Regions from separate parts of the Homo sapiens genome. Here region 2 is linked to region 1. The links are chromatin loops, found by intact Hi-C in ENCODE. Cell type or tissue: mammary epithelial cell. All regions are shown on one strand. Each heading gives the region's core, and the rest is flanking DNA. Links, peaks and the distances in the headings are about the cores only. Region 1 holds the start of OR12D3 (olfactory receptor family 12 subfamily D member 3). Region 2 has its middle 15 kb from the start of ZFP57.

The links. Hi-C counts contacts between places; a loop is a spot of excess contacts. Peaks named below come from ENCODE experiments on the same cell type or tissue, not always from the same donor. Only the 100,000 strongest peaks of a DNase experiment are listed, where the experiment ranks them.
Region 2: it touches region 1 in a loop (11-fold over the local background); 3 of 110 quality-filtered maps call a loop at or near these places.

The regions. Positions count from the first base shown.
Region 1 is chr6:29,369,641-29,380,190 of GRCh38, forward strand. OR12D3 (olfactory receptor family 12 subfamily D member 3) reads right to left here and starts at 5,651. Exons shown (of 1, transcript NM_030959.3): 1 at 3,783-5,651. The coding sequence starts at 5,647. The coding sequence ends at 4,697. In mammary epithelial cell, for the core only: a CTCF peak has its summit at 6,575 (motif pointing right); no DNase peak of the experiment used is centred there.
Region 2 is chr6:29,689,686-29,702,383 of GRCh38, forward strand. No RefSeq gene overlaps it. Among named protein-coding and RNA genes, the nearest start is that of ZFP57, 15 kb to the left of the region's middle. In mammary epithelial cell, for the core only: a CTCF peak has its summit at 7,042 (motif pointing left); no DNase peak of the experiment used is centred there.

The DNA.
Region 1 (10,550 bases), core at 2,411-10,410:
TCATATGGTTCTTAATCATCACCTATGGCTTAAAATCAAATCTCAATTCTCAACAAATTAATTACCTACTAGGCATTATCCAATTTCATCACTTGCTAAATTCTTACCGGCTGACTTGGGTACACACAGCAAGAGAGTTATCATCTGAAGATATCTATGAGTGGTTATTTCACTCCAAAAACAGACGATAATAAATTTTGCATTATTCATTTATTGTATCTAACATTCATTACCAATAAGTCTTTTTAAATTTTTTTATTTTATATTTATTTTTAGTTTTTACTTTTTTAAAAAAATTCAACTTCTATTTTAGACATAGTGGATATATGTGCAGATTTGTTACATGGGAATATTGCATGATGTTCAAATTTGGAGTATGGATCTCACCACCCTGGTAATGAGCCTAGTACCTGGCTTGATAGGCAGTTTTTTAACCCATCCTCCCCCATCCCTGAAGCCTCTGGTAGTCCACAGTGTCTATTGTTCCCATACCTATGTTCATGTGTGCTCAATGCTTAACTCCCACTTATAAGTTACAACATGCAGTATTTGGTTTTCTGTTCCTGTGTTAACTTGCTTAGAATTATGCCCTCCAGCTCCATCCATGTTGCTGCAAAGGACATTATTTTATTCTGTTTTTATGGCTGCATAGTATTCCATGGTGCATATGTAACACATTTTCTTTATCCAGTCTGTCATTCCACATCTTTGCTATTGTGAGCAGCGCAACAATGAACATGTGAGTGTATGTATCCTATTGGTAGAATGATTTATTTTATTTTGATATATACCCATTAATGAGATTGCTGTATTGAATAGTAGTTCTGTTTTAAATTATTTGAGAAATCTCCAGACTGCTTTTCACAGTTGCTGGACTAATCCACATTCCCACCAACAGCATATAAGCATTCCCTTTTCTCTGCAGCTTTGATAGCATCTGTTGTTTTTTGACTTTTTAAATAGTCATTCTGACTGGTGTGAGATAATATCTCACTGCAGTTTTGATTTGCATTTCCCTGATAATTAGTGATGCTGATAATTTTTTCGTATGTTTGTTAGCCACATGTATGTCTTCTTTTGAGAGTGTTTTTTCATGTCCTTTGCCCATTTATTAATGGGATTATTGGCTTTCTGCTTGTTGACTTGTTTAAGTTCCCTATAGATTCTGGATATTAGGCCTTTGTCAGATGCATTGTTTGTGAATATCTTCTCCCTTTCTGTAGATAGTGTGTTTGCTCTGTTGATAGTTTCTTTTGCTGTGCAGAAGCTCTTTAGTTTAATCAGGTCTCACTTGTCTATTTTTGTTTTTGTTGCCATTGCTTTTGGTGACTTAGCCAAAAATCTTTTGCCAAGGCCGATGTTGAGAAGAGTATTTCCTAGGTTATCTTCCATGATTTCTATAATTTGAGGTCTTACATTTAAATCTTTAATCAATTTTGAGTTAACTTTTGTATAGGGTAAAAGGTAGGTATCCAGCTTCAATCTTCTGTATATGACAAGGAAGTTATCCCCGCACCATTTATTAAATAGGGAATCATTTCCCCGTAGCTTGTTTTCTTCTTATAAATCTAGGAGTTTGGGGTGTCTTTGCTTTTTATGATGTATAATAAGGGATTTACCAATAATGTGTGCTCTCTAACATTAAATCAGCTGTTTTTTTCCAGTGAATAAATTGAGATTAAATGAGTGTACGTGACTATAAATGGCCATAACAAAAAAGAAATAGATAGGGTAGAGACAAAAAGGAAAAAAAATTTCACTTCCTTTTTAAAGATGATCTATTCAGAATAATAAAAATGAGGTGAAAATAGGAAAATATTATTAAGAGCAAAATAATAGTAGAATCAACTCTTTTATAGAGATATACTCATAGAACAGAGTAGGAAAACAGGGACATCATACACTGAAATATTTGCTCTGTTTGTTTCTACAAAAAAAGGAGAAAAAAAGTTAACAAAGTGTGAATTTAAGATAAGGCCTGGAGTGCTGGCTCACACCTGTAATCCTATCACTTTGGGAGGCAGAGGCAGGAAGATCCCTTGAGCCCAGGAGTTCAAGACCAGCCTGGGAAACATAGGGCGACTCTGTCTCAATTTAAGAAAAAAAAAATATAAGCATCAACCCTGAACAGTATTGCCAGCTACATATGTTGTACCTCGATCAGGAGTGACTACATTAGTGCCTGTGATTTAGATTATATCACACTAATGTTATTGATACTAGAAAGTAGTCGTGTGTACCCACAACAGATAGGAAGATCTACATTCCGCAACCTCAAAAATAATGATTTTTGTGTTTCATTACTTGCCATAATAAAGTAACGAGATTTTCTCTCCTGATTAAACATCTAAAAAATGGAATAAAATATATAAAGCAATGATTTTAATACACTGTACAAGACAGGGTTGGGTATGTCCCATGACCCATCAGCCTGATTGGAACAGCTTGTAATAGACAAGGACTTAGGTGGAGTCCTGAGAAGGATATTACCTTAGTAGTGGGGGCTAAATTAATCTCAGAATAAACAATGTTCTGGATCTACCTTAACAAAAAAAAAAGTATGCCTCAAAATAAGCATAATAATTTAGGGGAAATACAGACATAAAAAGAGAGAGATTTTTTTAAAGACCCACATAGAACTTGTTTAAATAAAAAATACAAAATATAAAGTGAAAAATGCAGTGCATGGAATAAACAGTAGATTAATTACTGCAGAAGAAAAAATCAAGGAACTTGGAGATATAGATATAAAAACAATCCAAAATGAAGCACAGAGAAATCTTTTTAATAAAATGGACAAAGTATCAATGACCTATGTCATAATTTCAAGCAGTCTAACATATGTGCAAGTGGAGTACTAAAGAAGTGTTTGATTAAAAACATTGAAGAAGTAATGACTGAGTTTTTCCAAATTTGATAAAATATATAATCTATAGATCCAAGAAGCTCAATAAAAATTAAATAGAATAAATATTAGAAAACTTTACAATGAACATCATAATCTATTTGCTAAAAAAGTCATAAAGAAAAATCTTAAAATCAGCAAGAGAAAAATCAACACAGTTATTACAAAGGAATAAAGATAAGAATGGCAGCATGCATCCCACCAGAAATTATGTGAGACAGGTAATGGAGCAACAGCTTTAAAGCACATAAACAAAAGTCTGGCAATTTAAAATTTTATATACAGAGAAAACATCTCTTAAAAATAAGGGCAAAGTACTTTTTCATGCCAACAAAAGCTGAAGTAAATTATTACCAGCAGAACTTTACTACAAGAAATAGTTAAGGAAAGTCTTTAGACAACAACAACAAAAAAATGATACGAGATGAAAATCAGTGTCTCCATGAAGGGACCAAAAGTGCCAGAAATTATAAATATGTGTTTAAGTGTAAAAGACATTTTTATTATTTTTAATTACCTTAAAAATAATAGAATTTTTCAAAAAAAACAGAATTGCAGTATCTTGGATACTAATAACATAAGTAAAAGTAAAATGTGTGACATTAAAATCACAAAGCATGAGCAGGGAGATGGAAGTACAGTATGGCATGACTCTAGCAATACATCTTAAATGGTGTAATATTATGTGAAGAAATATTTTGTGAATTTAAAATGTACATTGTAAACCCCAGAGTAACCACAAAAATATAAAATAAAAAGGTATAAATAAAAGGACAATAGTGAAAATATAATGAAATCATAAAAATATTCCCATAAAAAACAGTAAATGAAAGAAGAAGCAATAACGGACAAATAGGACAAATGAAAGGCAAACAGTTGGAGGACAAATTTAAATTTAATTCTATCAAAAATTTAGTTGGAGGATAAATTTAAATTTAATTCTATCAAAAATTTATCAAATTTAAATTGTGCAAACACTCCAACTGAAACAAAGAGCTTGTCACATTGGCTTAATGGGTATGAAAATGCAGTTAGATAGAATGAAGAACTTCTAGTATTCAACAGTAAACTAATGCAGGGACAGTAATGTAGGTTTAGCTTGATTGTGGTAGTCTCTTCACAATGTATACATATACTAAAGCATCATGTTGTGAAGCCTAAATATATGCAATTTTTATTTGTTAATTATACTTCAATAAGCTGGGGAAAAACAAGATATTTTCAATGGCTAGAAAAATCTCTCCCTAAAATTAAATACCCATTAAAAATTCTCTTCAAGAATTAAGATTAACAAAAATGATATTCTAGATAAAAACTGTTGTGAGAAAAATTATCATCAGTACTTTCCTGCTGAAGGAAACACAAAAGGAAAAAAAATAGGCAAAAATAAAGATTATCTCATATGGAATTTCAGTAAGATACTTCTATTACTTGGAAAATTCCAAAGGTTTTTGTCCTAGGAGAAATGCCACATTCTTTTTTACACAGCAGATTCCTACTCTAACCCTCCCCATACTTCCTACCTCCTTAGTTCTCCTTGCCACCGAATTATCCTGACATATGTACTTACGCGTTTGGTTATTTGGGGCCTCCATCACATTAAACTTTATGTTTGATGACATTATGGAATTTGTTTTGCTTGCTCCTGTGTTTCTTGAACCTACTACACTGCCTAATATAATATGTGCTCAAAATTTTTGAAAGAAAAATATAAACCAGGTAAACAAATCATTTCTTACAGTGAAGTGATGGAAATCAGTCTTAATAGAAATCAGATATCCCTCATTAGTCCTAGTGGTGTTGCTGCCAGTCTTTAAACAACTTCCTACCAAAGATTTTCTTCAGAGCCATCATCACTTCTTTGTTCCTAAGGGTGTAGATTAGTGGATTCAGTACAGGGGTGACGGCGCTATACATGATGGCCATTATCCGGTCCTGAATCATGGAGGTGGCTGAAGCAGGACGAATATATGTGAAGCCCACAGGTCCATAGAAAAGACATACCACCATAAAATGGGAGGCACAAGTGGACAGAGCCTTGTGGAGTATTCTGCAGGACCTGTTCTTAAACAGAAGGAAGCCAATTACATAGAAGCAGGAGAGAAGAGTCAGAAAGAAAGCTCCCATGGATATGCTGCCTGTGACAATGGAAAGAAGCCATTGATTGAGTAATGTGTCACTACAGGCCAATTCTAAGAGCGGCTTGACATCGTAGAAGAAGTGATTGAGTTTCTGAGAGCCACAAAAACTCAGGTGTGCAGTCATGACAGAATGCATCAGAGCGTAAAAGAAGCTGATGAGCCAGGCCGCAGCTGCCAACAGAATACACACCTGGGGGTTCATGATGACAGTGTAGCGAAGAGGATTGCAGATGGCAACAAAACGGTCAAAGGCCATGATAGCCAGTAAAATGGCCTCTGTGCTTCCCAAAAAGTGGAAGAAGTGTAGCTGGGTGATACAGCCTAGAAAAGATATAGCCCTGCGACTGCACACGAGGTTTACGAGCAGCTTGGGCAGTGTCACTGAAGAATAAGAAATATCCAGACAAGAAAGGTTTCCCAGAAAAAAATACATAGGGGAGTGGAGTTGTGGTTCCAAAACAACCATCACCAATATAGATCCATTTCCAATCAAGTTTATCAGGTAAATGATTAAGAAAATCCCAAAGAAGAAAGGCTGCAGCTCCTGAACACCAGTCAGGCCAAGTAGAAGAAACTCATTCATTGTAGTGACATTCTCCATTGCTCTGGGAAGCAAATTTAACAATAACAGAATTAATTTTTCTGAATTTTTAATTTTACACTGTGAGGATTAAATAAAGCAAGTTTACTATTTGGAGGAACCTAGGGGTGAGCAACAGTGTGAAGAATAGTTACGAACAGTAAAACTAAATTTATGTACAACAAAATTGAGGAAGACTAATATACCTGATAAATTCTGAGCTGTTAAAATGGCACTAGACTAATAAAAGCATTATATTATGAACAAATCAGATATAGATAAAGGGCATTTGTTTTCAAAACTAGGAAGTGCAAGATTTGATGGACATAATCATAACCTCATGTATGGCATTAGAATTATGTATTACAAAAATTTTAAACATACAAACAGGGAATAGTTTTTCAACTTATGATTCTAGGTTCTGGCAAAAATTCAGATGTAGCTCAGTGGGGATTTCATCACTTCTTCTAAGATACATAAAAGCCACAAGAGAGTAACACATGTCTTCTGACAACCCAAACTTTCAGTGAAAGTAAGAAACATAAACACCCACAAACCAAATGTTGTATGAGTAGAGGAGAAAAAAACAGCAAAATTAGCATCATTAGTCACAAGACTGTGTCATAGCAATGAGGCAGTGGATGTAGTTGGGAAAAACTTGAAATAGTTAGAGGTCCCATTAGTAGAAGAACTTCGAAAACACCCCCAATTTTTCAATCCAAAAGGGGAGTACCTCCCAGGGAGTGAGAATTTCTGTGGGGCAGGGGATAGAAAAAGGCACAGTCTAAGCACTGAAGGTGATGGAGAGAAGAGGTATAGTAAATATATGAAGAACAAAGGAAGCTTGTCATTTGTAAGTAATTAATAATAATAATAATAATAACAATAATAATAATCACCACCTTATCAACAGAAGAGGGAGCCCTTGCACTGAGGAATTGGAAAGGCTAACTAGGATACTCCTCCCACCCATGCCTACTAAGATTCTTCTGCTAATAATTGGTCCACAATATCATAAGTTCTCCAGTGTAAGTTCTCCATAAAATAACTCTAAAAATAGACAGAAATAAAGACATAGTTAAAACCACAATCACAATGAGAAGATTTAACAAGTTTCTCTCTATACCTGACAGAAGAATCAGCCAAAAAGTCAGTAAGGATATAAACATCTGAACAACATAATTTACAAATTTGATTAACATATAAAGAACACTGAACCCAACCAAAAAATAATTCACATTATTTTCAAGTATATCTTGTACATATTTACAAAATCAAGCATGAGTTGAGTATTACCAAAAGGCTTCAAAAGGTTTCAAAAGGTTGAGCTATTCAAAGAATGTCCCTTGACCACACTGGAATTAAAAAACAATAAGAAAAATGCATCTAGAAACTCACCAATTGCTTCATATTATGTAATACACACAAATAATTCATAAAGAAAAAATTCAAATAAAATTAGAAAAAAATTGAAATGAACAATGATGAAGATGAGATATATCAAAACTTTTGGCATATAGCTAAAGAAATAAATAGAGGGAAATTGTCAGCCTTAAATGCATATGTTAGAAAAAAAGAAATATTGAAAAACCAATAACCTAAACTTTCATTTCAAACAGCTAAATGAATGAATGCATGAATGAATGAACAAATAATCCAACAACTCAAACCTAAACAAAGTAGAAGGGAAATAGCTAAAATAATAACAAGAATAATTGAAATAGAAAACAAAAGTTCAATAAAGAAAAGTCAACAAAGTCAAAATTTAGTCATTTGAAAAGATTAATGAAAGTTATCAACTCAGTAAAATTGTTAAAAGAGAGAGAGAATACAAATTTTAAGCTAGTATCACTACAGATACTATCAACGTCAAACATTGTAAAAGGTCGTTATGAACGACTTCATGCCCAAGAATTTGGCAATTTAAATAAAATTTTAAAATTACTTAAACCAAAAGTAACTTACCAAAATTGACAGTAGAAGAAAGACAATTTCAATAGTTTGATATTTATATAGGAAAGTGTAGTTCTTATTCAAAATTTTTCCAGAAAGGAAACACCAAGTCCAGATTTTACTGGTGAATTCTACCAAATAATTAAGGAAGAAATAATAACTTACACAAATACTTTCAAAACAATGAAAAAGGAGCACTTCTATATTTCTTTTATAAGGTTAGCACAACTTTGATACCAACACTTTAAAAAGAACTCAACAGAGGCCAGGCGCGGTGGCTCACGGCTGTAATCCCAGCACTTTGGGAGGCCGAGGAGGGCGGATCACGAGGTCAGGAGATCTAGACCATCCTGGCTAACATGGTGAAACACCGTCTCTACTAAAAATACAAAAAATTAGCCTGGTGTGGTGGCAGGAGCCTGTAGTCCCAGCTACCCGGGAGGCTGAGGCAGGAGAATGGCTTGAACCCGGGAGGAGGAGCTTGCAGTGAGCTGAGGTCGCGCCACTGCACTCCAGCCTGGGCGATAGAGCGAGACTCCATCTCAAAAAAAAAAAAAAAACAAAAAAACTTAACAGAAAGGAACTGCAGACTAACCTGTCTTGTGACTATAGATGCAAAAATCTTGAAAAAATGAATAAAAACAAGCAATATCTACATCGCAACCAAATAAAATTTATTTCAAGATGTAAGGGTAATTTAACATTAAAAAATAAATTAATACAATAGCCATATTAGAGAAAGAAAACAAGAAACACCACAGATGCAGTAAAAGCATTTGATTATATTTAGCACCCACTCATGATTTAATAAAATAATCCTTAGCAAACTAGGGATACAAGGGAAATTAGTTTATTTGATAAAATTAATAAAAAATACCATAAGAAAAGATCATACCTAATGAAGAAACATGAAAAGTTTCAGATCAGGAATGAGACAAGGATTTCTCCTATCATCACTTTTTTGAACATTGTCCTAGAGGTTCTAGCCAGTGTCATAAAGCAAGAAAAAAATAAATAAAATACTTTAGAATTAGAAAGGAAAAAATAAAACTCATTTTCATAGATGATATGCCTGTATGGTTAGAAGATTTCTGAGATATGAGGACATTAAACAAGAATTAAATATATTTTATATGCTAACCACAATCAAATGAAAATAAAATGTCCAATGATATTTTCAATAGCATCAGAAACAATAAATGTATAGAAATAAAACTAAACAAAAATATGTAAGATCTCTATCCTAAAAACTACAAAACATTATTCTGAGGAAATAAAGAATATCTAAATAAATAGAGGAATATGGTATATTCATGGGCTGAAAGATATACTATAATGAAGATGTCTACTCTCCTAAAAGTAATCTGAAAAGTCAACGCAATCCCAGTACAAGTCCCTGATTTTTAAAATATAAAATTGTCAAGCTGATTTTAAAAGTTACATAGAAATGCAAAGGAATGGGGAACCTGAAAACCCCCTGGGGCTGGGTTCTCACCTGCATCTGGAGACCTTCCTGAGCCCCCAGCAACAAAACCACAATGCAGTGCCACTGCACAATAACTAGAACAGTTAAAATAAAAAAGTGATGGAAAACACCAAGTGTCAACAAGGATGTAGAGCACCCTGAGCACTCATATACTCCTCCAGGGAGTTTAATCAGCATAGTGATTTTGGAAAACAATCTGGCAGTATCCTCAAGCTAAACATACGCATATATGAATAAGCCAGAAATTCCATTCCTAGGTATATAGCCAATAGAAGGTGCACATACCAAAATATATAAAAATGTTCATAGCAGCAATATTTTTTATCAAAAACTGACAACTATATAAATGTCCATCAACAAAATGAAACATTGTGAAGGAGTCAAAATGAACTACAGCTATATTAAGTAATATGGATGAAGCTGTTTCTTCATGTGGGTGTGTTGGTTATACAGATATGTCATTTTGTGAAAATTTATTGAGACTCAGGATTTATCCACTTTTCTGTATGTGTGTTGTACTTTATATGTCATATAAACTTTTACAGAAAAAAAGAGAATAAGGGAGGAAACAATAATCTTGGATTTGGAAATGATTTTCTAAATATCATAGAAAAACCTGAAGCAATAAAAGATTACCAAATTTGACTACATAGGCATCGAAAATGTCTGCATGACAAAAATCCTACAAATAAAAGATCAAAACGCATCCAGGAATAAAATCACAAAGCAAATTGTAGACCATGTGCTAACATTCTTAATATATAAATTATTTAATAAACCTAAAAGACACAGACCAATTTTTTTTAAAGAGAGAAACATACAGACAATTTATAGAAAAGGAAATATGAATAGATCTTAAAGATAGGAAAAGATGCTCAACCTCATTAAAAATAAGAAAAATGCAAATTGAAATATGACATGCAGGCAAGCGCTACAGCAGGCTGCCGTGAGCACTGTAAAGAGCACCAACGCGCTGCACCTCGACTCCCACCCCACTTAGTCACAAGCACATGCCCATCTGCTCAAGGCATGTTCTGCCGCTGCCCAGCTCAGGTCTAAGCACCCAGCAAGTTTGAGATTTTTCGAAATAAAATAACTTAAAAACAGTGATTTTGACTTCCGGATAAGATGGTATATACAGGTTTCTCCCATCTCCCTTCCCATTAAGTACAACTACAAACCGTAGAAACAATACAAGAGGTAACCAAAAAAGAATTCTCAAATGTGGGAAGGTGAACTGCTTTGGGATTCCAGAACTGTAGGAACCACACAGCAGCAGGGCTGTCCCTTCACCCAACTAAAGAAGGCAATTAGTTTATTTGACAAAAAATGTTTGCCTCTTCCAACACGCCATCCCACAACAAAAGGCAGCCTAGGTAGGTTTTTTCCTGCCTCCTATCAAAAGGTAGTTCCTCCAACAACACAGCACTTGAGTAAGGGGGGCCCATCAGGAATTCTACTAACCCAGAGAAGTACTCTACTCAG
Region 2 (12,698 bases), core at 2,155-10,154, 320 kb after region 1:
GAGTGAGACTCTGTCCGCCCCGCGCCCCCCTCCCCCCACAAAAAATAAACAGCAGAACACCTTAACTATGAAGAGAATACAATATCATTCATTTGCTCTCTTTTTTTCTAGTATCATTTATCACACACACACACCCTCACACCTTTTGCTCAATAGGTAAACATCTCTTTCACTTCTGTATCACTTTCTTTCTTTCTTTCTTTCTTTCTTTTTTGAGACGGAGTCTCGCCCTTTAAGTGCAGTTGCGCTGTCTCTGCTCACTGCAAGCTCCGCCTCCCGGGTTCACGCCATTCTCCTGCCTCAGCCTCCCGAGTAGCTGGGACTACAGGCGCCCGCCACCGTGCCGGGCTAATTCTTTGTATTTTTAGTAGAGACTGAGTTTCACCTGTTAGCCAGGATGGTCTCGATCTCCTGACCTCGTGATCCGCCCTCCTCGGCTTCCCAAAGTGCTAGGATTACAGGCGTGAGCCACCGCGCCCGGCCTCTGTACCATTTTCTCCACTTTGAGGCAGAGTCTCTCTCTGTCGCCCAGGCTGGAGTGCAGTGGCGGGATCTCGGCTCACTGCAAGCTCCACCTCCCGGGTTCACGCCATTCGTCTGCCTCAGCCTCCAGAGTAGCTGGGACTACAGGTGCCCGCCACCACGCCCGGCTAATTTTTTTGTATTTTTAGTAGAGACGAGGTTTCACCTCGTTAGCCAGGATGGTCTCGATCTCCTGACCTAGTGATCCGCCCACCTCGGCCTCCCAAAGTGCTGGGATGATAGGCGTGAGCCACCGCGCCCGGCCTTTTTAAGACAGAGTTTCGCTCTTGTTGCCCAGGCTGGAGTGCAATGGCCCGATCTTGGCCCACCACAACCTCTGCCTCCTGGGTTCAAGTCAAGCGATTCTCCTGCCTCAGCCTTCCGAGTAGCTGGGATTACAGGCATGCACCACCACGCCTGCCTAATTTGTATTTTCAGTAGAGAGGGGGTTTCTCCATGTTGGTCAGGCTGGTCTCAAACTCCCAACCTCAGGTGATCCGCCGGCCTTGGCCTCCCAATTTCCTGGGATTACAGGCGTGAGCCACCGCACCCAGCCTGGTTTAATACTTTTTATTTAGTGGCACAATGCCCAGGAATGAATTAAAGTCATTAAATGAGGACTAGGTTGCTATGCACTTGGCTGTTTCTGGACTTCCTGTGCTGTTCCATTGGTTGGTCTATTCATTCACCAGTGCCACACTGTTCTAGTGACAGGGAATTTGTAAAATATTTAACTATTAGGCATAACTAGACACCCAATTCTCAATTTGTTTTTTTCCCCCAAGGGATTTTCTAATTATTCTTATTTATTTTCTCATGTGAACTTTATAATCTACTTGTCTAGCTTGAGAAAAAAAGTAGTTGTTGGCATTTTGATTAGGAGGTATTACATTTGAAAATTTACTCTGCAAATGTGCTGTATAGTCTTCCTATTTGAGAATGTTCTTCTGTACTACACAGCCATAAAAAGGAATGAATTAACAGCATTTTCAGTGACCTGGATGAGATTGGAGACTGTTATTCTAAGTGAAATAACTCAGGAATGGGAAACCAAACATTGTATGTTCTCACTGATATGTAGAAGCTGAGTTATGAAGACACAAAGGCATATGAATGATGCAATGGACTTTGGGGACTTGAGAGGAAGAATAGGAGGGGGCAAGGGACAGAAGACTACAAGGTGCAGTGTATACTGCTCGGGTGATAAGTGCATCGAAATCTCACAAATCACCACTAAAGAACTTACTCGTGTAACCGAATACCACCTGTACCCCAAGAACTTACGGAAAAGAAAAAAAAAAGTTCTTCATTTTTTTTTTTTTTTTTTTTTTGAAATGGACTCTCATTCTGTCACCCAGGCTGGAGTGCAGTGGTGTGACCTCGGCTCACCACAACCTCCACTTCCCAGGTTCAAGCCATTCTCCTGCCTCAGCCTCCCAGGTAGTTGGGATTATAGGCTCACACCACCACACCCGGCTAATTTTTGTATTTTTAGTAGAAGCAGGGTTTCACCACTTGGCCAGGCTGGTCTCAAACTCCTGATCTCAGGTGATCCTCCAACCTCAGCCTGCCAAAGTGCTGAGATTACAGGCGTGAGACACCGCACCCGGCCCGATTTGTTCATATCTAATTTTTAAATTTCAGATGTGTTTTAATGTTTTCATTTAAAGTTTGCACACTTCTTAGTAATTTTTTCATTAAAAACCTTTTTGTTTCTATTATATATGAGGTTATCGCCTCACAAAAATTTTAACTTTTTATTGTTTATATGAACAAAGGCAATTGTTTAATGTTTGGGAATTTATATGCTACTATATGCTATTTCTTTTCTTTTCTTTTCCTTTACTTTTTTGTTTTTTTTGAGAGGGAATTTCACTCTTGTCGCCCAGGCTGGAGTGCAATGGCGCGATCTGGGCTCACTGCAACCTCTGCCTCCTGGGTTCAAGCGATTCTCCTGCCTCAGCCTCCCAAGTAGCTGGGATTTATAGGCACGCACCACCATACCCGGCTAATTTTGTATTTTTAATAGAGGCAGGTTTTCACCACGTTGGCCAGGCTGGTCTTGAATTCCTGATCTCAGGTGATCTGCCTGTCTCAGCCTCCCAAAGCGCTGGGATTAGTCGTGAGCCACCTCGCCCGGCCTAGTCCCTTCTTTCAAATTTCATCACCACTCTTTGCTTGTTTTTCTTTTTTTCTTTTCTTTTCTTTTTTTTTTTTTGAGACAGAATCTCGCTCTGTCAGCCAGGCTGGAGTGCAGTGGCACGATCTCGGCTCACTGCAAGCTCCGCCTCCCAGGTTGAAGCGATTCTCCTGCCTCAGCCTCCTGAGCAGCTGGGACTACAGGTGCGTGCCACCATGCCCAGCTAATTTTTGTATTTTTAATAGAGGTGGAGTTTCTCCATACTGGCCAGGCTGGTCTCTAACTCCTGATCTCGTGATCCGCCCACCTCAGCCTCCCAAAGAGCTAGGATTACAGGTGTGAGTCACCGCGCCCGGCCGCAATTTTTTTTTTTTTTTTTTTTTTTTTTTTTTTTTTTTTTTTTTTTGAGAAGGAGTCTGGCTCTTGTTGCCCAGGCTAGAGTGCAATGGCGCCATATTGTAGCAGGACGAGCCGCAGACAAAACTCCTCAGACACCGAGTTAAAGAAGGAATGGGTTTATTCGGCCGGGGGCATCGGCAAGACTCCTGTGTCAGGAGCCGAGCTCCCCCAGTGAGCAATTTCTGTCCCTTTTAAGGGATCACAACTCTAAGGGGGTGCGCTTGAGAGGGCCGTGATCGATTGAGCAAGCAGGGGTTATGTGACTAGGGGCTGCATGTCCCAGTAATTAGATCGGAACAAACAGGATAGGGATTTTCACAGTGCTTTTTTTTTTTTTTTTTTTTTTTTGAGACGGAGTCTCGCTCCGTTGTCCAGGCTGGCGTGCAGTGGCGCGATCTCGGCTCACTGCAAGCTCCACCTCCCGGGTTCTCGCCATTCTCCTTCCTGCCTCAGCTTCGGGAGTAGCTGGGACTACAGGCGCCTGCAACCACGCCCGGCTAATTTTTTGTATTTTTAGTAGAGACGGGGTTTCACTGTGTTACCCAGGACAGTATCGATCTCCTGACCTCGTGATCCACCCACCTTAGCCTCCCAAAGTACTGGGATTACAGGCGTGACCCACCGTGCCCGGCCTGAAAAATCCACTGTTAGACTGATGGAATTTCCTATATAGGTTTTTAGGACACTTTTTCTCTTCTCTTGCTCATTTTAAGATTTTTTTTCCTTTACATTGAGTTTAGATTGTCTGATGACTATTTGTCTTGGTGAAGTCCATCTTGCAATGTATTTTCCAGGAGTTCTCTAAGTATCTTCTATCTGGATTTTAAATCTGTAGCCAGGGTTAGGGAAGTTTTCCTCAATTATTTCCTCAAGTAGATTTTCCACACTTTTTACCCTTCATTCTCCCTTAGGAATACCTATGATTCATGGGTACAGATGTTTTACATAACCCCATACTTCCTGAAGGCTTTGTTCATATTTTAATTCTCTTTTCTTTCTTTTTGTCTGACTGGGTTAATTTGAAAGACCTGTCTTCAAGCTCTGAAATTCTTTCTTCTGCTTGGTCTAGTCTATTGTTAAAGCTTTCAGCTGCATTTGGAACTACTTTGATGAATTTTTTATTTCCAGGTGGTTTAATTTTTTTTTTTTTTTTCTTTTGAGAAGGAGTCTCGCTCTGTCGCCCAGGCTGGAGTGCAGTGGCGCAATCTCGGCTCACTGCAAGCTCTGCCTCCCGGGTTCAGACCATTCTCCTGCCTCAGCCTCCTGAGTAGCTGGGACTACAGGCGCCTGCAACCAGGCCCGGCTAATTTTTTGTATTTTGAGTAGAGACGAGGTTTCACTGTGTTAGCCAGGATGGTCTAGATCTCCTGACCTCGTGATCTGCCCGCCTCAGCCTCCCAAAATGCTGGGATTACAGGCATGAGCCACCGCGCCCAGCCCAGGTGGTTTACTTTTTTAAAAATATTTATCTCTTGGTAAATTTTTTATTCATATGCTGAATTGATTTTTTACATTTCTTTGTGTTGTTTTCAACTTTCTCTTGGATTTCATTGAGCTTCTTTATAATCATTATTTTGAATTATTTATTTGGTATTTCAAAGATTTTATTTTTGTTAGGATCTATTGCTAGAAAGTTAGTGTAATGTTTTGGGGATGTCATAACACTCTTTTTTCAGAGTATGTTTTCAAAACATTCTACTGTTTTCAACAGAGAAACAAAGGACTTACTTAAAAAATAGAAAACATAGAGAGTTCCAGAATCATTTCTTTGGTTCCTTCTCATCTGTAGAAACTTTCTCTTCTTATTTTTGAATTTATTTCATTTGGGCAGGATTTTTTTTTCCCTTTACTATGTGACTATAATGTATGTTGTTTAAGGTCCTTTGCATTTGGTTGTGAATGCTTTCAGTGGCAAAGACGCTGTAGTTGTCCCCTGGTTATAGATAGCCTTTGTATGGTGGCTTTCTCAAATGCCAGTTGTGGTGGTGATGTACTGGGAGTGTGAACAGGCTCACAGCCTCCTGCAGGGCCAGGATGGCAGAGGTTTAAGAAGTTTATCTCATTTCCTCTTTTGGAAGAGATGAGAAGTTTATTTCCACTCATGTGCCCTTTTGTCAACTGATTTGTATTGAGGTGCGTGGTTCAGCCTCCAGAACAGTAGGTGGGCTTATGCCTAAAAGCCTATGTGGCAGAAGCACGTGAGTATATGCTTCATCATTGTATACCTAGAAAAGTTCTCTGTTGCCTCAGGAAATGTGCTGGTAAGTGGAATGTACAGCAGCCTGGGCTCCCTGCTCAGCACCAGAGAGGGGGACATAGCTGAGTAGAGCTGGATCCCCAAGCCTGCCCCACAATGGTGAGCACAGGCAGCAGCTTTCAGGCAGGAGTGATGGCATGGGAAACTTCTGGTGAAACGTGCCTAGGTCTCCACAGATGAGGAGAGGGCTGCCCCAGCTTCATGACCTGGCCAGGCAGGAATGCCATCCATTTCCCTGTCATTCCCTAGTCCTGGCATCGGGGAAACTCAAATTGACCAGACACTACTCTCTATCTCCAACTGCAATGTAGTTGAGACTCATTAAAGATGTCTTCTCCTCAGCTCACCATTTAAATGTCTTTGGTGCAGAGCATCCTCCCTCAACCCCAAACACATAGCTTTTCTTTTTCTTTTTTTTTTTGAGATGGAGTTTTGCTCTTGTTGCCCAGGCTGGAGTGCAATGGCGTGATCTCAGCTCACCGCAACCTCCACCTCCCAGGTTCAAGCAATTCTCCTGCCTCAGCCTCTCGAGTACCTGGGATTACAGGCATGCGCCACCACGCCTGGCTAATTGTTTTTGTAGTTTTAGTAGAGACAGGGTTTCTCCATGTTGGTCAGGCTGGTCTCGAACTCCTGACCTCAGATGATCCGCCCACCTCGGCCTCCCAAAGTGCTGGGATTACAGGCGTGAGCCACCGCGCCTGGCCTGCACATAGCTTTTCAGCTTTCCTGCTCTCCACTGCAGGAATGCTAGCACTCCCTGTAGAGAGGGGAAAGGGCCCTGTCTTTCACACAAGCCTGGCCCAAATGGCCACACTGCCAGTGGAAACACAGTCACCCCTGATAGCCCTAGAAAGGCTCTTCTCTGGCACACGTGCCAATTTCCCATGGGAGTGGCCATGCTGTGTTTGAAGCAGTGGTGGATGGGGGAAGGGCAGGAGAATTTCCCCTTTCCATGCCTGATTCTAAGCACTGGGGCTGCTTGGCTGCTGGGATGGAACTACACTCCTTCAGCGCAGAGCTGAACACAGTGTCCACGACTCTGCTGGAAGTGGTGCAGTCACTCAGCCCACAAACAAGGAGCTCTTGGACACAGATGAGTACATGGTCTGGCCTCCTTTGTCCCAACTGGTACTTTTTTTGTGTACTGCAGTCTCCCTTTCCTTAGGAGCAGCAATCCCTGATGGCTAGACCACTGGGAACCCTGCAGCTCCACTGGGTCCAGCCAGCCCTGTGTGGCTGCCACAATCCAAGTGGGCACTGGGGGCATGGCTGCAGGAGCTTCTGTGATGTGAATATACAAAGGTTGGGGTTCCCTGGGAAGGACACAGTCCCCTGATGGCTACACTCCTAATATGGCACCCTGCCAACACTGCCCGAGTCTGGAGGAGGGACAAGTGACCCAGCGCAAGTTGGTTGTCTGGTGTGATGCCCTCCAGAAGTTCCCAAATCGCCATGCACATCAGTGTTTGGCTTTGTGAGGGCAGAGGAGCTCTCCGACAGTTCAGATACTGGTGGTCTTCCTTAGGGACGACGGGAGTCAAAACACTCCTATCTTACCTTTCAATGAAATACCAAGTCTCTCAAGGTTCCTAGCTGATTTCTGCCAGCTTCTTACTTTCTTCTTTTTTTCTGTCTCAGCTTTTCCCCATGAGTTCTGAAACATTCTGATGTGATTCTGACAGCTATTTCCACACTCAGGCTGGGCCCTGGAGGAGTGCCCTCTGCTGGTTCTCTGAGACCTGTGGCTGGGATCATCTCTGATAAGGTTTGGGTGTTTGTCCCCTCCAAATCTCATGTTGAAAGATCCCCAGTGTTGGAGCTGGGGCCTAGTGGGAGGCGTTTGGGTCATGGGACCGGTTCTCTCTTGAGTGGCTTAGTACCCTGCCCATGGTAATGAGTGAGCTTTCACTCTATTCGTTCACACGAGAGCTGATTATTTAAAAGAGCCTAGCAGCTCTCTTGCTCTTTCTCTCTCCATGTGACACACCTGCTCTTCCTTTGCCTTCTGCCACAAGTAAAAGCTTCCTGAGACTTCACCAGAATCCTAGTGGAGCTGGCCCCATGATTGTACAGCCTGCAGAACTGTGAGCCAAATAAATCTCTTTTCTTTATAAATTACTTAAACCCAGGTATTCCTTTACAACAACGCAAATGGACTAATACAGTCTCCCTCTGCTGCCTCCAAGGTCACTCCTTGATCTTCACTGCTTTAGGCAGCCTTTTACCCTACTTTGTAGTTGGAGCTTCAGGGGCTTAACATCTTAAAAGTTTTATTTTATTTTTTAATTTATGCTTTTTAAAAAAATTTTTTTGAGATGGAGTTTTGCTCTTGTTGCCCAGGCTGGAGTGCAATGGTGTGATCTCGGCTCACCGCAACCTCTGCCTCCTGGGTTCAAGCGATTCTCCTGCCTCAGCCTCCCAAGTAGGTGGGATTACAGGCGCGCAACACCATGCTCGGCTAATTTTTGTTGTTTTAGTAGAAACAGTGTTTCACCATGTTGGTCAGGCTGGTCTCGAACTCCCGACCTCATGATCCGCCCGCCTTGGCCTCCCAAAATGCTGGGATTACAGGCATGAACCACCGCACCCAGCCAAATGATTTTTAAAAAATAATTACTATGTATAAAATAACAAATAGGTAATTTGGGTAATTTCATTTTGAACTCTTTGGCTAAATATTTTATGTACATATTGTCTCAGCAATCAGGAATTAAAATTTATAAACACTATTAACAAGCAATACTCTCTGATTTGAAGGAGAATCTAATTTGGAAGTCAGTCACATGATGATTGTGTTTTTAAGTTTTTTTTTCCATGCATTTGTTATTTTATGAATTGGTCTGAATGATGAGGCCAGGCAAGTGTATACATCTTTTCACTGGTAGAAAAATCTGTAGCAAAGCCTGTGCCCTTTTTACAACAATGACTTTTTTTTTTTTTTTTTTTTGAGATGAAGTCTCACTCTTGTGGCCCAGGCTGGAGTGCAATGGTGCTATCTGGGCTCACTGCAACCTCCATCTCCTGCCTCAACCTCCCGAGTAGCTGGGATTACAGGCGTCCATCAACAGTCCCGGCTAATTTTTGTATTTTTGGTAGAGGCGGGGTTTCACCATGTTGGCCAGGCTGGTCTTGAACCCCTGACCTCAGGTGATCCACCCGCCTCGGCCTCCCAAAGTGCTGGGATTACAGGCATGAGCAACCACACCCAGCCTGGATTTTGAAAAATGTATAGAATCATATATCCACTACCCTAGTACCATCTACAACAGTTCCTTCATCCTAAAAATTTCCCTTTGAATGTTCTTTATCCCTTCTCCCTCCAACCTTTGATAACCATTAACCTGTTTTCTGTCCCCATAGATCTGCTTTTTCCAGAATGGTATATGAATTGAGTCAGATAAAATGAAGCCTTTTGTGTCTGACATTTTTTTCACCTGGTAAAACGCATTTAAGATTAATTGATGTATGGATTAATAGCTTATTTACATATATATATATATATATTTTTTTTTTTTTTTTTTGAGACAGAGTTTTGCCCTTGTTGCCCAGGCTGGAGTGCAATGGCGCGATATTAGCTCGCTGCAACCTCTGCCTCCCAGGTTCAAATGATTCTTCTGCTTCAGCTTCCTGAGTAGCTGGGATTACAGGCATGCGCCACCACTCCCGGCTAATTTTGTATTTTTAGTAGAGACGGGGTTTCTTCATGTTGGCCAGGCTTGTCTCGAACTCCTGACCTCAGGTGATCCACATGCCTCGGCCTCCCAGAGTGCTGGGATTACAGGTGTGAGCCACTGCGCCTGGCCAATTTGTTTTTTTTTTTAAATAAACATAGACAGCATCTCGGTATGTTGCCCAGACTGGTCTTGAACCCTGGCCACAATCGATCCTTCCACCTTGGCCTCCCAAAATGAGCCACTGCACCAGGGCAACAGCTTTTTTTTTTTTTTTAGACAGATCCTTGCTCTGTTGCCCAGACTAGAGTGCAATGATGCAGTCTTGGCTCACTCCAACCTCTGCCTCCCAGGTTCAAGTGATTCTCCTGCCTCAGCCTCCCGAGGAGCTGGGACTACAGTTGCTCGCCACCACGCCTAGCTAATTTTTTCTTTTTGTATTTTTACTAGAGACGGAGTTTTGCCATGTTGCCCAGGCTGGTCTCAAACTCCTGACCTCAGGTGATCCACCTGCCTCAGCCTCCCAAAGTGCTGGGATTACAGGTGTAAGCCACCTCATCTGGCCTGACAATAGCTCATTTCTTATGATCCATATGGTTATACCACAGTTTGCTTAGTCTTGCATGGCTGAAAGATATCTTGGTTGTTTACAGTTTTTAGTGAACATATGTAAAGCTGCTATAAATATTCATGTACAGGTTTTTGTGTGGATATCAACCTTGAATTAACTTGGGTAAATACCTAAGAGCATGATTGATGGTAAGTCTCTCCTTAACTTTATAAGAAACTTCTAAACTGTCTTTCAAAGTGGCTTTACCGTTTTCCATTCCCATTAGCAGTGAGTGGGAATTCTTGTTGCTCTGTATATTTTCAGCATTTTTTATTGTAAGTTTAAAAAATTTTAGCTACTCTAATAGTGTAGCAGTACTTTGTTTTGGTGTTCTGTTTTGTTTTGTTTTTTGAGACAGAGTCTCACTCTGTTGCCCAGGCTGGAGTAAAGTGGTGCGATCACAGCTCACTTCAGCCTCCACCTCCCAGGTTCAAGCAATCCTCCCGTCTCACTCTCCCAAGTGGCTGGAATCACTGGCGCATGCCACCACACCTGGTTAATGTTTGTTTGTTTGTTTGTTTGTTTGTTGAGACATTGTCTCGCCATGTTACCCAGGCTGGTCTTGAGCTCCTGGGCTCAAGTGATCCTTCTGCCTTAGCCTACCAAAGTGTTGGCATTGAAGGCATGAGCCACTGCACCCTGTTGGCATTTCCCTAATGACAGATGATCTTAAGCATATTTTCAAGTATTATTTACCACCCATATATCTTCTTTGGTGGTGTCTGTTGAGATCTTTCACCCACTTCTAAAATCAAGATTTTTTTCCCCAATTATTGTGTTTTAATTTTGTTCACATATTATCTTTACAAGTCCTTTGTCACATCTATAACTTCCAGTTTTTTGACAAGTATTTTCTTCCAGTCTGTGCCTTGTCTTCTTTTCATTCACTTACCAGTGTTTTTGTAAAGCAAAAACTATTAATTATGATAAAGTCTAATTGATTTGTTTTCTCTTTCATGGATTGTATTTTTGGTGTTTTATCTAAAAACTCAAACTCAAGGTTAAGATTTTCTCCTTTATATTCTTCCAGAAGTTTTATGGCTGTGCATATTATTTTTAAGTCTATGATACATTTTGAGTTACTTTTTTATAGGTGTGAAGTATTGTCAAGTTTTTTTTTTTTTTTTTTTTTTTTTTTTTTGTGATTGAGTCTTACCCTGTGGCCCAGGCTGGAGTGCAATGGCGTGATCTCTGCTCACTGCAACCTCTGCCTCCCAGGTTCAAGTGATTCTTCTACCTCAGCCTCCCGAGTAGCTGGGATTACAGGCATGAGCCACCACACCAGCTAATTTTTGTAACTTTAGTAGAGGCAGGGTTTCACCATGTTGGCCAAGCCAGTCTCAAACTCCTGACCTCAAGTGATCCACCTGCCCCAGCCTCCCAAAGTAGATGGATGCCAATTGTTTCAGCATCATTATTGAAAGGAGATTCCCTTCTTCATTGGATGACCTTTGTACTTGTATTCAAAATCAAGTGACTCTATTTTTGTCCTTCCATTTCTGGCCTCTCCATTCTGTTCTGTTGATCTATGTGTCTGTCCTTTTGCCAATACCACACTCTCTTGATCACTGTCCTTTGCAGAAAGACTGGAAATAGTATCTAATAATTTTGAAAGGTATGTTTTCATCATCATTCAGTTGAAAATATTATCTAACTTCCCTTATGTTTTCTTCTTTGATCCGTAGGTTATTTAGAAGGAAGATTTAAAATTTTCAATACTTTTTTGCCCCTAGACAACTTATTATTGATTTCCAATAAAATCTATTTTGGTCAGAGTACATATTCTGTATGATTTCAGTCCTTTGAAATATGTTGTTACTTGTTTTATGTCTCAACATATGACCTGTGTTAGTGAATGTACCATATTCACTTTACAAAATATATATTCTGGAGCTGTTGAACACAGTGACTGTAAATGTCAGATCAAGACGGTTGATAGTGTTGTTCATTTGTATTTTTAAAAAACTAAGAAAAAGCTGGGCGCGGTGGCTCACGCCTGTAATCCCAGCACTTTGGGAGGCCAAGACGTGTGGATCACCTCAGGTCGGGAGTTCGAGACCAGCCTAACCAACGTGGAGAAACCACGTCTCTACTAAAAATACAAAATTAGCTGGGCGTGGTGGTGCATGCCTGTAATCCCAGCTACTCGGGAGGCTGAGGCAGGATAATCGCTTGAACCCAGGAGGCAGAGGTTGCAGTGAGCGGAGATTGTGCCATTGCACTCCAGCCTGGGCAACAAGAACGAAACTCCATCTCAAAAAAAAATTAATAAAAAAAAAACTAAGAAAAAATAGAGCATCTTTAACTTCCCACCATATATTTGGCATTTCCAGTGTTGGTCACTCCTATCTGAAGACTCAAGTTACCATCTGGTATGACTTCTTTCAACCTGGGAAACTCCTTCAGTATTTTTCTTGCAGTAGAGTTATGTTTGCAACAAATTATCCTAGTTTTATTTTATCTGGAGACACCTTTTCATTTTTCTTCCCTGAAAATATTTTTACTGGATGTGCAATTCTGAGTTAGGTTGTTTTCTTACAGCACTCAAAAAAATGCCATTTCATTGTCTTCTGACCACCATAGTTTCTGATGACAAATTATGAACACATGGACTGGTCATTCTCATAATTGTTCTCATGTATGTAACGTGTCATTTTTCTCTGATTATTCTCACGATTTTCTGTGACCATAGGCTGCTCAGGGCTGGACTTGGATATGGCCATAAAGTGGTACTGTAGGAAGTGCAGTATCCTGGAATTAATTCCGGACCTTGGAATTAACAGGGCTGGGCCCCTTAGCACCTGCCCTTAGCTCTCCTTTCCCCAGGTCCCTAGAAACCCCCTCCTGATCTACACACACACACACACATGCACACACAACTTCTAACAGGGCCCTTCTCGTTTTTCTCTCCCCCCTGGTTCCTTCCACTCTCCCCCTTCTCTTATGATCCATTTCATCTCCCTTCTGCTCTCTGGACCAAGGCCCCAGGCCCGGACTCCAGGCTTGGAGCTCACAGGCTGATTCCTGGGATGAGCAGCCTCCACCTGCAGGAGCAGCAGCAGGAACAAGGGAGGGGACAGGAGGGCAAGGCCCCAT